Regions from separate parts of the Homo sapiens genome. Here region 2 is linked to region 1. The links are chromatin loops, found by intact Hi-C in ENCODE. Cell type or tissue: PC-3. All regions are shown on one strand. Each heading gives the region's core, and the rest is flanking DNA. Links, peaks and the distances in the headings are about the cores only.

Evidence for each region. Hi-C counts contacts between places; a loop is a spot of excess contacts. Peaks named below come from ENCODE experiments on the same cell type or tissue, not always from the same donor. Only the 100,000 strongest peaks of a DNase experiment are listed, where the experiment ranks them.
Region 2: it touches region 1 in a loop (7-fold over the local background); 2 of 110 quality-filtered maps call a loop at or near these places.

The regions. Positions count from the first base shown.
Region 1 is chr6:53,301,168-53,304,091 of GRCh38, forward strand. All of the region lies in intron 1 of ELOVL5 (ELOVL fatty acid elongase 5), which reads right to left. Among named protein-coding and RNA genes, the nearest start is that of MIR5685, 26 kb to the left of the region's middle. RefSeq lists an enhancer at 166-215. In PC-3, for the core only: no CTCF peak of the experiment used is centred there; a DNase peak (open chromatin) is centred at 1,714; H3K4me3 peaks cover 1,458 bases; H3K27ac peaks cover 2,500 bases.
Region 2 is chr6:53,398,020-53,400,943 of GRCh38, forward strand. No RefSeq gene overlaps it. Among named protein-coding and RNA genes, the nearest start is that of GCLC-AS1, 32 kb to the right of the region's middle. In PC-3, for the core only: no CTCF peak of the experiment used is centred there; no DNase peak of the experiment used is centred there; H3K4me3 peaks cover 729 bases; H3K27ac peaks cover 1,741 bases.

The DNA of each region.
Region 1 (2,924 bases), core at 278-2,777:
TTGCACAAGATGCCCAATCACACTGCCAGGTCTGTGGTTGGCCTCACTGGTGCGGTTTCCTATCTTCTGAGCTACGGTGGGCCAATGACATAACTTCTCAATAACCCGAATCACACTACAGGCAGCCTGGGTGAGCTGGGTCAAGTGGGAACACAGCTGCTCTGTACAATTGTACTAGCAGGGACCAAGCCCAGGCACTAGGCTCCATGGAAAAGGAGCTTTAGTCCTACATGCAGCAAAAGAATAAGCTATTCTTTGATCTGGCTGGTTCCCCACACACTGACAGGAAAATGGACAGGGCTGGGAGTGGCCAGCACTTCCCAGGAAAAAGACCACGCTGACACCAAGCCAAAGCATCGATTCCCATCCTCTTTAACCAGGAGTCTCTGACCTGCACTCAACCTAGGGGGCTTCCCAGAATTACAGGTTACAACAGGGAGTAGTAACAGGGCCCAGTGAAAAAAAGTCCCAATGAAAACAGTCTTCCAAAGCTATTCACTAGTTCAAGAGCCACACACAGAAAATAATGACAGTAAAAATGGATTACGGGCAGGTAAATTAGAACCAATTTTAAAGAATTCCTTTTTAACGCACATTTTCCAAAAGACACTCCTAATTTAAAAAGCCGCTTCCCATTATAAGATTCTGGAGTGTTTTTGGTAACCATGCAACTATATTATAATTGTGTCTCATTTTAAGTATCTCACTACAAAAAACTGACTGGAGCTGACCATTCTCTTTATAAACTACCCTATATTTAAAGATACAGCTGAAAGGAGCAAGAGAGTGTGAGGGAGTTCAGCACACCTTCGTCTGACTCACCCCCACCACCATGGATCAGTTCTGCGCTCCTGGCTAGTTCCCTCCCCATGTACTATACTAAGTGTTGTAGAATTTTAGGATCCTTGGGCCTGAATTCGAGAGAAAGACTGGAACTACCATAGCCTGGAATACAAAAACCTGGAAATACTAACACGAGCAGAACAAAGAACAAAACCCAAAGCCCTAAAGAGAGTCCTGCTCATGTGGAAAATCCATCTGTCCACTGTTCAACTCCCTCCAGGGGCAAGTATATGCCCAGGTGAATCACGTGTGGGAGGTTAAGTCAACATCAGTGCTCACTTTGAACTAATAATCAAACTAGTTGCTAGAAGCATGTTTGAAAAAAGACACTACAATAAGCTTTACAGCAAATCAGTCCCCCTCCACCTCCTTTCCACTTGGCTCCCAAGGACAACAGAACATGAGGGGATGGGGGTAGGTGGCAACAACGGAAGGAGGTGGTTGGGGTTAATGAGGAGAAGGCACAGTCACAATTCTCAAGATGAAGTACGTCTCAAGGAGAGTGCAAATATTAAGCATCTTGGCCATTTCTACCTGGGGTAGGAGAGAGTGACAAAGCTGCCCAGCAAAGGAAAAGTACTGGGATCTTAAGGCAAATCTGTTTTAAAAGGTATCAAGATTTTTAAAAATATACATTATAGTAAAGAGTTGGTATAAGAATTATATTAAAGAAAAGTTTATTTCCTAAACCCACAACCAGGCTGTTTGCTGACTCTAAAACAGTAAAGATATTTTTAGGGCCAAGTCTTGGTTTGTCTGGCTTCTAAGGCAGCAGTCAGCTTGCTTTGAAAGCTCCCTTTCCTGTGGTATCAGTCAAGTCACATTCCTTTTGATTTAAAAACGTTTAGCTATTGTCTAGCTTAACTTCATCATATCCTGCTTTACTTTTTTTTTAACGGTTATTGTTCACCTAAAAATGAGTCAGCTGAGTTTACAAACCCATGTGCTGCAAGGAATCAGACTGAGATTTCCTTGCATTTTCTCTTCTCTCATTCCCATCCATCACTTTTATCAGTCAACTCGTTAACGTTAGGCAGGCATGGGAACATTCTTCAAGTTGGCTGCCAGTTACACAGAATGAAAAATTAAATGGTGCTTTAATTTGGTAGTCACAACCCTGATTCTAGAATTTAAAAAGATTTTTCTAGGTTGGGAAAATCAGTTCCCAAATAAAACCACACCTTGCTGAGGAATGTTAAAATTCAAAATGTCGTGAAGACCATAAAGGAAAGAAGATCCAAGTACTAACAAGCTTTAGAAATGAAAGTAACTTGACGACAGAATTCATGTTAAAGTGTTGGCATTTAAATAAATGATAACTCTGGATTAAATCTTGGCTCAAAAATATCTACCGCACCAACAGTGGTACATCTGATTGTGTACTGTCATCCTAACACTCTGAATCTATGCTTATTCTCTTTCTTCCCCCTGCAGAATTCCTATACTTTCTAACCTCCATTCTAAGGAAGTAACAAACTCTTGTAATTCTCTGATAAAGTCATTTTTCCTGCCATATATCATACACGAAGGCAAAAAACACAGCTCTATTTGGGGTTTTAGATGAGTAACTGCAAAACTGGGGCACTGATAGATTCTACAAAGCACTGCCACAGGTTAGCTCCACGGCTGAAGAAGGCAGAACAACCTCATTCCGGTATAATGGATAATTGGAGGGGAAATTTTTAAATGTTGCAACAATCAAATTGTTGTACAAAAATACGTTTAGGGTCAACACAGAAGCCTCCACTTCCTGCTCCTTGGCTGCTACTAGTTAATTAAAAAGCACTTTTTAACCATCGCTGGAGAAGGACATCCTTCTAACACCTTCTAACATCCTTCTAACAAGTGGAGAGTCACACCAGTGGCTGTTATCTGTGGTCCTTCCTCCCTGTCCTCTTGCCTTCATTTCCAACCCTTTCTCCAAGGCCCAGATTAGGTGTTACAAAGCCTACTTCCACTCCACTGCCCCTCTTGTTGCTGTCTAGACAACTCATTTAGTATACAGCAACTTCAACTTTTACATGAGCTAGATACTTCTGTGTTCAGGTATTATGGGAACAAACTCTGCAACTCCTTAGAGT
Region 2 (2,924 bases), core at 185-2,684, 97 kb after region 1:
TTATTATTTGCACTTTGTAAATGTAGTAGGTTCCCTTTTGATTTTCTGCCTCTATTTGAAATTGGTCATTTGACTTATTTACTTGGTATTCTGGTTGGCTGTTATTTATGACTAGTGACATAGTGACCCTCTTTTCTCATACGATGTTCATCGTTAACTCTTTCCATGGTCCAAAAGGCCAAAAGAGGAGGTAGATAAGTATGGGATAAACTTCAAGGCTTAATGTACTTTTTAATGAAAACATAAGGATAAAAGAAGTAGATAATGTGTGATATTGTGGTTTGTAGGAAATGAGTGTTTTTTAAAAAATTAAGATATAATTTAAAGACAGTGAAATAAAGAGATCTTAGGTGTGTAGTTAAACCAGTGTTAACAAATGCACATGTCCATACAGCTCACACCCCTCTCAAGATACGGATGTATTTCATCAACTAAGAAGTTCTCTCACGCCCTTCCCAGTCAATCCCTGTCACTTCTGGAAGCCACCACTATTCTGATTTCATCATGATGTTTTTTTTCTGCTATAGAACTTCATATATCTGAAATCACACAGTATTACTGTTTTGTATCTGACTTTTTTCACTCAGTATAAAATTTCGGAGATTCATTCAGATTTTTACATGTATCAGTAGTTTGTCTCTTTTCATTATTGAATAGTATTGCATTGTATGAAAATACCACAGTTTATTCTATTCATGGACACCTGGGCTGTTTCCAGTCTTTGGCTCTGATGAGTAAGACTGCTATGAGCGTTCTCATGCAGAGCTTATTTGGACAAATGTTTTCATTTCTTTTGAAATGAATGAATGTTTTCATTTCTTTTGAAATGAATGAATGTTTTCATTTCTTCGGAAACTAGGATTAGAATTGTTGGGTCATAGGACAGATATACCTTTAACTCTTTAAGAATGTGCCAAACAGTTTACATTTCCACCAGTAATGGCAAAATTTCTGTTTGCTCCACATCCTCCTGAACATTGGTGTTTTTAATCTTTTATGTTTTAACCGTTCTAGTGAGTTTGCAATGACATCTTACTGCAGTTTTAATTTACCTTTCCCCAGTGACTAATACTCTTAAGCACTTTTCCATGTGCTCACTGGTTTTCATGTATCTTCTTTTGTGAAGTGCCCTTTCAAATATTTGCTCATTTAAAAGCTGAGCTGTCTTTTTATTGCTGCATTATAGGGGTTCTTTATATATTCCAGTCAAAAGTCCTTTGTCAGATTTATATGTTGTAAATACTTTCTCCTGAACTTTGACTTGTCTATTAATCTTAATAGTGTCTTTTGATGAATAAAAGTTTTAAATTTTGATGAAGTCACAATTTATTATTTCCCTTTATGGTTAATACTTGCATTCTCTCTAAAGAAACCATTGCCTACACAAGGTTGTGAAGATTTTTAAAATATTATCTTCTAGAAGCTTTATAGTTTTAGCTCTTATATTTACGTTTATGATACATCCAGAATTAATTTTTGCATGTGGCTTAATATAGAGGTAAAGTTCTCCCCCCGACCGCCACCAGGGCCCTAATTTTGATACTTATTTCAGTACCATATATTGAAAAGATTTTCCTTTCTCCATTGAGTGTCTTAATATCTTTTTAAAAATCATTCGACTCCGGCATACGTGTAGCTCTACATCTAGGCTCTATTCTGTCCTATTGGATGTACTGTTTATCCCTTTGCCAATAATATACTAACTGTAGCTTTGTGGTAAGTCTTAAAGTCAGGTAGTGCAATTCCTTTAACTTGATTTTGTTTTGGCTATTCTAGGTCCTTTGCATTTCTATATAACTTTTAGACTCAGTTTATCAATATCTACAAAAAAGCATGAAGTCTTGATAGACTTCAAAGCAACAATTCACCCTCCTTGGAAATATTTAAAGATGTCTATATTAAGCTGTTGGGAAAACAGATGGGGAAAAGATTGTGGAAGTACAGAATGAAGCAGCTGATGAGCACTGAACTTCTTTTAGGGGATGAGAGTGTTTTGTGGGCTCAATCTCCCAGTTCCTGCTTTTTCTTTTCTTTTCTTTTTTTATTATACTTTAAGTTTTAGGGTACATGTGCATAACGTGCAGGTTTGTTACATATGTATACATGTGCCATGTTGGTGTGCTGCACCCATTAACTCGTCATTTAGCATTAGGTATATCTCCTAATGCTATCCCTCCCCCTTCCCCCCACCCCACAACAGTCCCCGGTGTGTGATGTTCCCCTTCCTGTGTCCATGTGTTCTCATTGTTCAATTCCCACCTACGACTGAGAACATGCGGTGTTTGGTTTTTTGTCCTTGCGATAGTTTGCTGAGAATGATGGTTCCCAGCTTCATCCATGTCCCTACAAAGGACATGGACTCATCGTTTTTTATGGCTGCATAGTATTCCATGGTGTATATGTGCCACATTTTCTTAATCCAGTCTATCATTGTTGGACATTTGGCTTGGTTCCAAGTCTTTGCTATTGTGAATAGTGCTGCAATAAACATATGTGTGCATGTGTCTTTACAGCACCATGATTTATAATCCTTTGGGTATATACCCAGTAATGGGATCGCTGGGTGAAATGGTATTTCTAGTTCTAGATCCTTGAGGAATCGCCACAGTGACATCCACAATGGTTGAACTAGTTTACAGTCCCACCAACAGTGTAAAAGTGTTCCTATTTCTCCACATCCCCTCCAGCACCTGTTGTTTCCTGACTTTTTAATGATCACCATTCTAACTGGAGTGAGATGGTATCTCATTGTGGTTTTGATTTGCATTTCTCTGATGGCCAGTGATGATGAGCTTTTTTTCATGTGTTTTTTGGCTGTATGAATGTCTTCTTTTGAGAGTGTCTGTTCATATCCTTTGCCCACTTTGCCCACTTTTTGATGGGGTTGTTTGTTTTTTTCTTGTAAATTTCTTTGAGTTCATTGT